4 separate regions of the Homo sapiens genome follow, and regions 2, 3 and 4 are each linked to region 1. A link is a contact called in ENCODE Hi-C or POLR2A ChIA-PET data. All regions are on one chromosome and are shown on one strand. Each heading gives the region's core, a stretch centred on a gene start or an enhancer-like site at or near the end of the contact. The rest is flanking DNA. Distances are from core to core; before and after follow the strand shown. Region 1 holds the start of TMEM18 (transmembrane protein 18). Region 2 holds the start of ID2-AS1 (ID2 antisense RNA 1). Region 3 holds the start of CMPK2 (cytidine/uridine monophosphate kinase 2). Region 4 overlaps SOX11 (SRY-box transcription factor 11).

What was found. Hi-C counts contacts between places; a loop is a spot of excess contacts on that map. ChIA-PET counts read pairs that join two places held with the same protein, here RNA polymerase II (POLR2A). Pooled maps may share reads with other maps.
Region 2: a loop to region 1 is called in a map of endothelial cell of umbilical vein, with 18 times the contacts of the local background. The contact joins the promoter of ID2-AS1 here to the promoter of TMEM18 in region 1. A Hi-C loop is called at or near these places in 2 of 168 maps with a recorded cell type or tissue (endothelial cell of umbilical vein and naive thymus-derived CD4-positive, alpha-beta T cell) and 11 of 50 pooled maps.
Region 3: a loop to region 1 is called in a map with no recorded cell type, with 25 times the contacts of the local background. The contact joins the promoter of CMPK2 here to the promoter of TMEM18 in region 1. A Hi-C loop is called at or near these places in 1 of 37 single-sample maps with no recorded cell type and 7 of 50 pooled maps. POLR2A ChIA-PET finds 5 or more read pairs at or near these places in 1 of 52 experiments (activated T-cell).
Region 4: a loop to region 1 is called in a map of OCI-LY7, with 18 times the contacts of the local background. The contact joins the enhancer-like site here to the promoter of TMEM18 in region 1. A Hi-C loop is called at or near these places in 1 of 168 maps with a recorded cell type or tissue (OCI-LY7), 1 of 37 single-sample maps with no recorded cell type and 1 of 50 pooled maps.

The regions. Positions count from the first base shown.
Region 1 is chr2:676,107-678,655 of GRCh38, forward strand. It overlaps TMEM18 (transmembrane protein 18), which reads right to left and starts at 1,300. Exons shown (of 5, transcript NM_152834.4): 1 at 1,183-1,300. The coding sequence starts at 1,239. TMEM18-DT (TMEM18 divergent transcript) reads left to right here and starts at 1,266. Exons shown (of 3, transcript NR_183417.1): 1 at 1,266-1,367. RefSeq lists enhancers at 575-1,340, 1,243-1,342, 1,373-1,442 and a silencer at 833-1,082.
Region 2 is chr2:8,680,591-8,683,139 of GRCh38, forward strand. It overlaps ID2-AS1 (ID2 antisense RNA 1), which reads right to left and starts at 1,273. Exons shown (of 4, transcript NR_110154.1): 1 at 1,237-1,273. It overlaps ID2 (inhibitor of DNA binding 2), which reads left to right and starts at 1,466. Exons shown (of 3, transcript NM_002166.5): 1 at 1,466-1,923; 2 at 2,253-2,316. The coding sequence starts at 1,576. The coding sequence ends at 2,309. RefSeq lists enhancers at 665-1,168, 1,656-1,705.
Region 3 is chr2:6,864,634-6,867,182 of GRCh38, forward strand. CMPK2 (cytidine/uridine monophosphate kinase 2) reads right to left here and starts at 1,274. Exons shown (of 5, transcript NM_207315.4): 1 at 389-1,274. The coding sequence starts at 1,063. It also overlaps a transcript of RSAD2 not described here. RefSeq lists silencers at 585-1,024, 1,265-1,534 and an enhancer at 1,045-1,264.
Region 4 is chr2:5,695,716-5,698,264 of GRCh38, forward strand. SOX11 (SRY-box transcription factor 11) reads left to right here. Exons shown (of 1, transcript NM_003108.4): 1 at 1-2,549. Among named protein-coding and RNA genes, the nearest start is that of SOX11, 4.6 kb to the left of the region's middle. RefSeq lists silencers at 892-981, 1,272-1,441. Within about 2 kb of position 1,281, at least 5 of the 41 ENCODE cell types and tissues checked have a DNase peak (open chromatin) inside an H3K27ac peak, as active enhancers do; they include OCI-LY7, where a contact is called at or near this core.

The DNA.
Region 1 (2,549 bases), core at 50-2,549:
GAAGACCTCAGGGAATCTTGAGCCATCGCCACGTGCAAGACTTGATTTTCTCCAACCTCTCTGCAATACACTGAACTCTCCAGACAGTGCCGCACTCCGCCGCCTCCTGGACTCCCCGGGACCCTGCTGTACCTGGGGACAGTGTCTGGCTCAGGGACCTGAAGTAGCCAGGCTCAGATCCACTGCTGCTCAGTCCCCACCTGATGCTCAGATGCCAATCCCAGCAGTCCTCAACCCTCCCCATCCCCTCCTTGAGCGCCCTCCTGCAGAAGACAAGCCCTGCCCTCCAAGCTGCAGCCCCGCCCTGCCCTCCAAGCTGCAGCCCCGCCCTGCCCTCCAAGCTGCAGCCCGGCACAGCCCTCCAGAACTCCTGTGTCACTACTCTCTGCTGGGGACCGCAGCGGCTTCTCCAGAGCCGCGCCATGACATAAGGACACAAGCGCATCTACTCCCATCAATGCACCCACCAGAAGACCAGAGGCACGGAGGTGAGGGGAGCACGGCTTTCTGCCCAGACCCCATCGAGTGCCCATGTCACCCCTTGGCGGCCACGTGGGGCGTGGGCTCCCCTGGGATCTGTCAGACGAACCCGGCACGGCGCACGCCCCGCCCACACTGGGCAGCGTTCCTCCGTGCCACCCCACACGATCAGGCTCCACCACGCACGCCCCGCCGCACTGCCAGAATCCGCCCACATGGCCCAAGCCCCGCCCGCAAGACGCTGGACTGGCCGGCGTGCACCTCCCACACGAACAAAGCCCTACCCCTCGCGCTCCGCCCACACAACTCAGCCACGCCCGCACGGTGCAGGACGCCAGCCCAGCCCAAGCCCGGGCCACAGAGCGCCGGAGCCAGCTCACTGCGCACGCTCCTCCACAAGGCCCCGCCCGGCCCCGCCCCTCCCCGCCCAACGGCCCAGGACCCCGCCTAGCGCTCGCGCCCCGACGCCCGGCCCCGGCCCCCTCCCACAGGGCCCAGGACCCCGCCCACAGCGCGCGCCCCCGACGCCGGCCCCGAGCCACTCCCACAGGTCTCAGGACCCTGCCCAGCGCGCGCGCTCCGCCACAAGGCCCCGCCCACGGCCGGGGCCTTCTTGGCCACAGGCCGGGTGCTCTGTGGGGCCTACCCTACGCCTCTCCGCCGTCCTCCCCCGAACTGGTGGTTACGCGGGCCGCGAGTTACCGTGAGCACGGCTGGGATGCTGACGGGGAAAGAGCTGACAGAGAAGGCGGACGGCATGGTGTTGGGAAGCCCGCTCTCACAGCAACCGCCGAACCCGGCCTGGCCAGAATCCACAGAGGAGGGCGCCAAATCCTCTCTCGTGAGATCTGCCCTTCTCACGAAACTTGCGCTTGCTTCCTCTCGCGGTAATTTCATGGCATTGCTAGGTCCAGATATCGCGATATTTCCTGGTGGTCGCTGTAATACGGAAAACTTACTACGCTGCTGTGGGACTTGTGCTCGCTCCGCCAGGAGGCCGAGGGCGTCTTTAGTTCGTTAACAGAGGAGCAGGCGGAGGCGGGTGGAATTTAGGAGGTTTGTTTCAAAGGCTCAGGGCGCTGTACCGCCACGCCAGCCCTGTCCCACCTGGGACTCCCTAGAAGGGTCAGAGCATCAATGAGGACGGTGTCCGCCCCGAGACCCTGCAGGAGCCGGGGACATTGCCCACTCCTCGGACCCTGCAGGACTTGGGAAGGTGTCTGCTCTCGCGACCCTAAGGGCAGTGCACTCTTAGTCTGGGTCAGCTTAGGGTTATCTGTCTTCACTTTGGAGATTTACCAGATGTTCTTACGCTTCACTTCGTTGTTCAACGACAGATACAAAAATATAAAGTTAATTTTCTTCCAGCGAATTTTTTCCCTTTATTTTAACATCTATACCCCAACTTTGACATTTTCAAATTAAACATTCTGTTATTTTAACATCATGAATTATTAAGTGTATATACTTTAATTGCATATGTTAGCTCTTGAACTAGTTTAATGTTTCTAAAAATAGTTCTAGTGGTGGACTTTTTTTTTTTTTTAATAGCTTTAACCCCTCCCAGATCTTTCTTAAAATCTTTCCACAGTGTGGTCATTTCTGCTTATGCTACTTAACATGCATTCTCTCATTTCAGTGTAGAAGGTCATGGTTTCTTCTTATGGGAAAACATTTCTTTCATTGATATTTTTCTCTATTCTTCCTGTATTCAACTCCAGGAACATCCCGTTAGGTAGATAGTGCATCTTCCTCTCTTTTGTGTTTCTCAACCTTCCTCTCAAAACATCACGACTGTTGTTGCTGAGTTTGGGAAATCTCGGGCTTGGCTTTCCTGGTTTTTTTTTTTTTTTTTTAAGACGATGTCTCGCTCTGTCGCCCAGGCTGGAGCACAATGGTGGGACCTCGGCTCACTGCAACCTCCGCCTCCTGGGTTCAAGCTATTCTCCTGCCTCAGCCTCCCGAGTAGCTGGGATTACAGGTGTTCGCCACCTCACCTGGCTAATTTTTTTTGTATTTTTAGTAGAGACGGGGTTTCACCATGTTGGCCAGGCTAGTTTTGAACTCCT
Region 2 (2,549 bases), core at 23-2,522, 8.0 Mb after region 1:
AAATGCAAAGGAGGTAGAGATTGAGGCAGAAAGTAAATAAGATTTGAATATTGCCTTTCCTGGAGTTTTCTAGTTCATTGTTTTCTGGAGCAAATATTTTCAAAAACAAGAAACTGACACACTGTGGTCAAAACAGAATTCTAGATAAGCTACAATTATGTGAAAATTAAGGTATTTAAGTAAATAGCTGCAAACTTTTTAAAACTTAGACTGAAAGAACGAGTTCTTAAAAGATTTTCAGCCAAAAAAAAAAAAAAAAACCTTGAACCCGTATTCAGTACTAGTGCTGAAAAGATTCCAAACCTCATATGACAGAATATTTTTTTTTCCTTAGTGTGAAGATGTCTATCAATGGCTAGGGCCACCTATCTGTCACAAAGCTTTGGAACTCCTCTAGGTGTTGGAATGTGACACCAGAAATCACAATTAGTGCATAATTAATCACATTACTTTGCCACCTACACGGAAGGGCACAGACCGGCAGCCTTTCAAGGGCAGTGTATGTAAATGTAGTTTCAATATGCAAATTCTCCTAATTATTTCCGATTAATACGATCATTATAATAGCCCTGCCTCCTTCTTGAAAAGGAACCCTGAAAGCGCCCTGCCTGTGAGAGCTCCTTAGCGACCGGTGAGGTTGGGCATGGTTTGCAATAAGTACTCATTTTCTTGAGTTTACAGTAATGCCTCCCGCGCTGCTCCGGGTTGCAAAAGCCCACACTAAGCCTGTCGTCGAATGCGTGCGTGGGTGGTTTGTTTGTGTTAACATAACTTTTCCTTATCTGAAGAGACGAACTCACTCTACAAACGTGACTCTTCAGTGACAACCTAATTTGCGTTTTCACTTTCTTCTGAAATGCTTTCTATCTTTCCTCACGCTCTCCCTCCGATGGGTTGCAGTGAACTGTGGCTTCCCCCCTGCGGTGCTGAACTCGCCCGTGTAGCTGTGATTTTAGAGCTGCCGACAGCTCTAAGGTGTGTAGGGCTTGGTCTGGGAACACCCCCAGGGCAAGGGTCCCGCCGCGCGCTTGGAATTAGAATTAAGAATGCATATTTAGGCGCCCAGGGTCTGCCCCCTTCTCCCTCCTCCTTCCCCTCCCCCTTCCCCTCCCCCTTCCCCTCCCCCATCTTCCCTTCTCTTCCTCCTCCCTCCTCCTCTCCCTCCTCCCGCCTCCCTCCTCCCCGCCCCCCGCCCGCCGCTCCCCGCCCCCCGCCCCCCGCCAGCCCCGCACTTACTGTACTGTACTCTATTTACCACCCCAGCTGGGCTCGCGCCCCGCCCACCCCGCGGGGATTGGCTGCGAACGCGGAAGAACCAAGCCCACGCCCCGCGCCCGCGCCCACCAATGGAAGCGCCCGCTCGTCTTGATAGACGTGCCACCTTCCGCCAATGGGGACGAAGGGAAGCTCCAGCGTGTGGCCCCGGCGAGTGCGGATAAAAGCCGCCCCGCCGGGCTCGGGCTTCATTCTGAGCCGAGCCCGGTGCCAAGCGCAGCTAGCTCAGCAGGCGGCAGCGGCGGCCTGAGCTTCAGGGCAGCCAGCTCCCTCCCGGTCTCGCCTTCCCTCGCGGTCAGCATGAAAGCCTTCAGTCCCGTGAGGTCCGTTAGGAAAAACAGCCTGTCGGACCACAGCCTGGGCATCTCCCGGAGCAAAACCCCTGTGGACGACCCGATGAGCCTGCTATACAACATGAACGACTGCTACTCCAAGCTCAAGGAGCTGGTGCCCAGCATCCCCCAGAACAAGAAGGTGAGCAAGATGGAAATCCTGCAGCACGTCATCGACTACATCTTGGACCTGCAGATCGCCCTGGACTCGCATCCCACTATTGTCAGCCTGCATCACCAGAGACCCGGGCAGAACCAGGCGTCCAGGACGCCGCTGACCACCCTCAACACGGATATCAGCATCCTGTCCTTGCAGGTAAGACCTGCTCCGGGGTCCCCGCCCCGCCGCCGCACACTCCCGCGGTCGTCTGGGCTGTCACTAGGAGATCCGTAGCCCAGACGGTGACTTTCGTATGAGCTATTTAACTTTATTTTCTTCAGAATCTGCTGTAGATTGAGCTGTGCGTGAAATTGCTAGTAAGTTCTGACATGTTAATGCGTCTGTCTTTAAATCTGAATTGTTACCATAAACGTGTTTAATGGAACTTGCTGGTCTGTGGACTACAAAAAAAAAAAAAAAAAAAAAAAAACCCTTTCTACTTAACATTGTCTTAACCTCGTACTCTTTATCCTCTTTCTTTCCAGGCTTCTGAATTCCCTTCTGAGTTAATGTCAAATGACAGCAAAGCACTGTGTGGCTGAATAAGCGGTGAGTGTTTGCTTGTGCCACCCGTGGGTAAACTGCCCCTCGGTGTGTGTGCGCGCGCGCGCATGTGTTTTTGCTTGTGTATCTATAAAATGTCTGATTTGGTAAATGCATGCTTACTTCGCGGTGTTACCCGTACTACATTGTCTCACTAGACATGAAGGAGCTTGTAGCTTTGGGTGCTCGAGATCACAGAACATTTTCCTTTAAAAGGAAATGATGCCAATAACTTACTA
Region 3 (2,549 bases), core at 24-2,523, 6.2 Mb after region 1:
ACCCCCTAAACTCATGCATTTTCTTTTTCACCCCAAGATCCTTGAATGGTGATCATCAGCAAATAAAATTACTTCCCAGCTGACATTATTTTCCCTCACTCCCGGCAGCCCCTTTACTCCCTCTGTACTGCTGTTGGGATGCTTTTACAGCAAGCATCGCGTGGCTTGGTGTAGGTCTATGTTCCACGTCAGGTTGGAAGATCCTTGCAAACAAGAATCTTAAAAGAGTTGCCTGGCATACAGGACACCTTCCCTACCTGATTTGTGAACGGAAATAAACAAACCACCCAGGCAAGAACCGGCTCTACAGACCAGCCTCTTGGTCCAGTTCTCTGGTCTGAAGGGTTCAGATGCCACGCTGGGAGCTGGAAGCGGACAGAACTCTTACCTCCTCCAAAACGGCCCGGGCGGCTTCCCGGTCCGGGAAGACCACGGAACTGGGCAAGTCTGGCACCACCGGGTGCAGCGGGGGCTCCGGGACGGGCACGACCTGTGCGCAGCCCACCTGCAGCCGCCTGCCGTCTTGCACCTCCCAGAGGCGCTGCCACAGCTGGCCGCGCGGGTCGGCCTCGAACTCGCCCAAGTGCGGGCGTGGTGCCTCCTGACAGGCGCCCAGCAGCTCGAGCAGCGCTTGCCGGGTGTCAGGGTCATCCAGGGGGTCGCGCAGCAGGAAGCCTTGCTGTGCGCCGCCGGCCTGGCCGCCCGGGCAGTAGCAGAGCAGCCTGAGCAGCTGGCACCGCTGGAAGGGGCCGCGGCGCAGCTGGTGCAGCAGGCGCTGGTGCAGCCGCGCCGCCCGGACCCGGGCCCCGCAGCCGGCGTCCGGGGTCACGGGCACGCACAGCGAGTAGCTGCGCTCCGGGGGCCCCAGCAGCGCCGCCAGGCGGGGGTCGGGGGCGTCTGCGTCGCCGGGGGCGTCGGCGCCTAGGGCGAAGTGAGCCAGGGTGCAGTCGGGAAGCTCCAGGACGAAGCGGCGCGGCGGAGCCATGGCCCCAGCGCAGACCCCGCGCCGCCCGAGCAGCGGCCCCGACAGTGGCCCGCGCAGGAGCCGGCGGGCGAAGGCCATGGGCGCCTCAGCGACGCCGCCCTCGGCCCCGCCTCGGAAACGAAACCTGGCGGGAGCCAGGCGCCGGCGGGAAACGAAACCCGGAGGGAGCCAGGCGCCAGCGGGAAACGAAAGCGAAGCGTTGCGGGGAAACGAAAGCCGGAGGCCCAGGCGGGGCAGGAGCCCTGGGGCTGGGGCGCCCTTCCGGCCTCTCCTCCTCGCCGCGAGATGTGCGCGATAAACGGCCGGCGCTCGGGAGCAGACGCTTGGCCCCGGGGCCCCAGGTGCGCGGCTCCGCGGGCCTGCGCGGTCCCCAGGCGCCGGCTCCCGGGGCTGACACCGAATGAGGCCCCGCGCCGTCGGCCCCAAGGTAGCTCCGTGTGCGTTCTGCGGGTGGCTGGCGGCCCCGACCCTGGTTTGAGTTCCTCCTCTGCGGCTTATGCCGGGTGCATGGAGGGGGGCGGGGGTGCACGCGCGAGGGACAGAGAAGTCCCTTCCCGGTGTAACGGGCTCTTCAACGCCCACTTGCAGGCGCACTACTGCCCTTGGATGACTGACCAGGCCCTGCAGACCATGGGCTCCCTCCCCGACCTCAACTCCTAGCTCTGACCACGCGTCCCCGCCCCTCTAATCCTGCAGAGCTGCTTTCCTGCGGGAACAGGGCGCAGTTCTGGCTCTTCCCTCTCCTGTATCTTATCTCACCTGTGCACTCACTCACCTGTGCACACACTCACCTTTGCACACACTCACCTGTGCACAAGCTTTTCCCTCTTCTTGGAATTGCCCTCTCCCTTTTGCTGACTCTCCAACTGGGAAGTGTCGCCCAGATTGGCACCTCGAAATCGCCTTTCTTCCACCAAATTGAAGTTTCCTGCACTAAGGTGAAGTGTGTCAGGATAGCACCCTCTGCCTGCCACAGTCCAGCATCAGCACTGTTGCTGCCTAACAGTGTAACTGCCTAACAGTGTAACAGTGTTTGCGCAGTTATTTGGATATTTTATTCTGTGTTTACTCATTAACTGATGCCTTTTAAAAATGATGTCAAGCAAACCAAAAACAAACAAAAAGATAATATTCTCCAGGGAAACTCTCTCAAAAAAATAGAATTGAGACGAAGATTGAAAACATTAGATGAGCTGAAAGCAGTTTTTTTTTTATGTCTTAATAGTATTGGACTTAAACTTGGGATTATATTTAATTCTGAAAAAAAAAGTCTTAACAAACGTGAAATATAGATAGGTGGTTGGAGTGTGGGTTAATAGGCTAAGAAGAAAGAAGAATTAGGAGTTTAAAATTTTTTAGCTCTTTGAGAATAGAATAGTTTTTATTCTTTCTCAGGAATTTCACTTTTGGACATTTAGCATGTACCGGTGGTTTCACGTGTATGTAGTATATGGAAGTAAGAGTCTTCTAGTTACTCCCTTTTCTTCTCTAAGACAGTACTGCATCCTCAAGCCTGCTTGACCTTTTCCCTATGCCATCCACCTCTCTGGATGTATTAGTCTAT
Region 4 (2,549 bases), core at 31-2,530, 5.0 Mb after region 1:
GTGTGCGCGGATGAGGGGAGGTGGCAGGAGAGAATTCTACATTTAGGGGGTTAGGCTGAAAAGTGTTCAATTAGCAGGCTGATTTCTTTTTCCTCTTCCGCTAGTTGTGAAAGACAGGGGAAGGGTGTTCTTTCTCTCTGCCCTCCCTTTCCATCTCCAGCTCCCCATTTCCTTTCTCACCTCCTCCTCCACTCCCTGCCTCTTCTCCCCACCCATCCTGGCGGGCGGGCTGCGCGGAGGCTCGGGAGCTGGCCGGGGAGGGGCGGATGGAGGGGCCTGGGTTGCCAGCTCCCTTGGTCGGGGTCCTGCTCGCTGGGGCTTGTGTGTTCTCTGCGGCGGGCCGCGTCCCCGCTGAGCCTCGCGGTGACAGCCGCCTTTGGCAGCGAGCGCTCGGGGCACTTCTATCCCCGCCTCTCAAAGGGTGGGGACAGCCGTTTCCAGATTTGAATTTTTTCTGTTCTTTATTTTTAACGCTGCATCTTCGCGTGTGCTCAGAGGTGGTTGTTGGCGGAGAACGCCGCCGCAGTGTTTGACCTCTAGCGGTGAAGGGGGAAGGGGAAGAGGAAAGGAGAGAAGTGGTCGGTGTCTGTTTCCTTCTGTCCCCCGGGGCCGTGGAGCTGTCGGAGGGAAGGAGGACGGTGCGGGGCCGCAGGGGGCGCGGGGCGCGGCGGGACCCAGGCTACGAGCGGGAGGGAGGCGGGAGTCGGGGGAAGACGCGGCAGGCCGGCCGAGGGCACCCCGAGGAACATGGCATGGCCTCTGTGCGATCCGAGTCGCGGTCTCCGGGGTGCCTGGGAGGGCCGAACCACTGGTGAGGGCGTGGGGAGCAGGGGGTGGCAGAGGGCACCCGGGCGGTAGTCCGGGACGCGCAAGGCAGAGCCCTGACGCTCCGGGTCCCCGTGCCTGGCTCTTCTTGCCTCGCCACCGCGTGCTCCTGGGCGCGCCCCGCCGCGGGCCCTTGAGGCGCGCGGAGACACCAGCGCTGGCTTCCCGGGCCCGCGGGCCGGGGAGGGAAGCCTCGGGGCTGCGGGGTGAGAGGAAGAAAGCAAACCCGGGGAGCAGGCGGCTGCCGCACCCGCGCACCCCGGGCCCTCACCACGCCCTCCCCGCGCGCCGGCTCAGGGGCTGCCCCGGAATCAGCTCCCCGGGGCCGCCGCAACGAAGGTGGATCCGCATCTTGATTGTTCTCCGGGAGCCTCCTGGGGGCTCCGGCGGCGGCGCGGGCGCGACCCATCCCGCTGGCGCTCCCCGCTCGCTGAACCCCGTTTGCCTGTCCACACCCCCTCGCTCCCCACCATTTTTCCTGACCGGCCTGTGTCCCCGAGCCCTCGCGGCAGGCCCGAGCAGGCGATCGCGGCCGGGCACGCGCGCCCCGGGCTCCCGCCCCCCTTCCGAGCATCCGCCGCCTCTTTTCTGCTGGGTCTGGGAGGAGGGAGGCTGGGAGGCCGCTCGGGGCCCAGCGTGCCAGCCCCGGAGTTCAGCCTCCCGAGCTGCGGCGCCCGCAGCGGAGGAGGTTTTCAGTGGCTGATTGAAACTCACTGCAAAATCACCACGACTCTTTCACCTACTGAGATGATTGACCGAGGTTTGGCCTTCCATTTTTACTGAGATTTGGCGAGACCGAATGGAAGCGTCCGCACAGTAACTGCAGCTGCTAGGCCAGAGGGGCCCCGGCGCCCTTCCCGCCTCCCCTCCCGCTTGCTTTTGCCTTACTCGATCTTACCACCACCCCTCCCCCGGCCCCCCGACTGAGAACTCGGGCCTCTCACCCGCCCCCCAGCCTCCCGCTCTGGGCGAGCCTCCTCCCCAGCCCCCACCCCTGGGATGCGAAGCCAGCAAGCTTTTGCTGCAGATGGACAGGTTTCTTTTCTGTGGCTTTTTCCTTTCGATAAACCATCAGATTTCAGTAGTACATTTGGGAAAAGAAGGGGCTGATGGCGTTAACCAGGTTCTCAATATAGAACTGGATTTCTGGAGTTGTTTACCTTACCCCACACCCCCTCAACATGTAGACTAATGCAGCCATTGGTGGTACATTTATTTTAGCCACGGATAATTGAACCAGCGGTTTACAATTGACACGTGCTCCGTGCTGGTGATTTTATGTGGCAGCCCTCTGCTGCAGTTCCGAAACTTGTTGGCAACGTAAACCCATTGATAGGCTGATCTATGTATTTTGAAAGCCTGAAAACTTGGCATGTCTTTTCTGTTTTAATCATAGATGAATCTTGGACATTTTCTGTGGTGAGGTGGAAACTTTAAGTAAATTAGTAAAGTAATAATTTGGCTTCAGAATGGGAAGAGATAGTCAAGATTTTTTTTTTTTAAAGCCATGTGGCCTAACTTGATACAAAAATAAAAGTAATTGTTTGGCAATCTAAATTTAAAACCTGTTAGAACTCAGGACAGGCGCTTCAATGCGCTTTTTAACAATATTTAAGGCTGTTTTGATGAGTGCGTTGTGAGAATCATCTTAATGAATTCTTTATTGAGTGTCTAAAACATAGTATAATACACATGGTATTCTTGCCACTGGATAGTCTTCAATA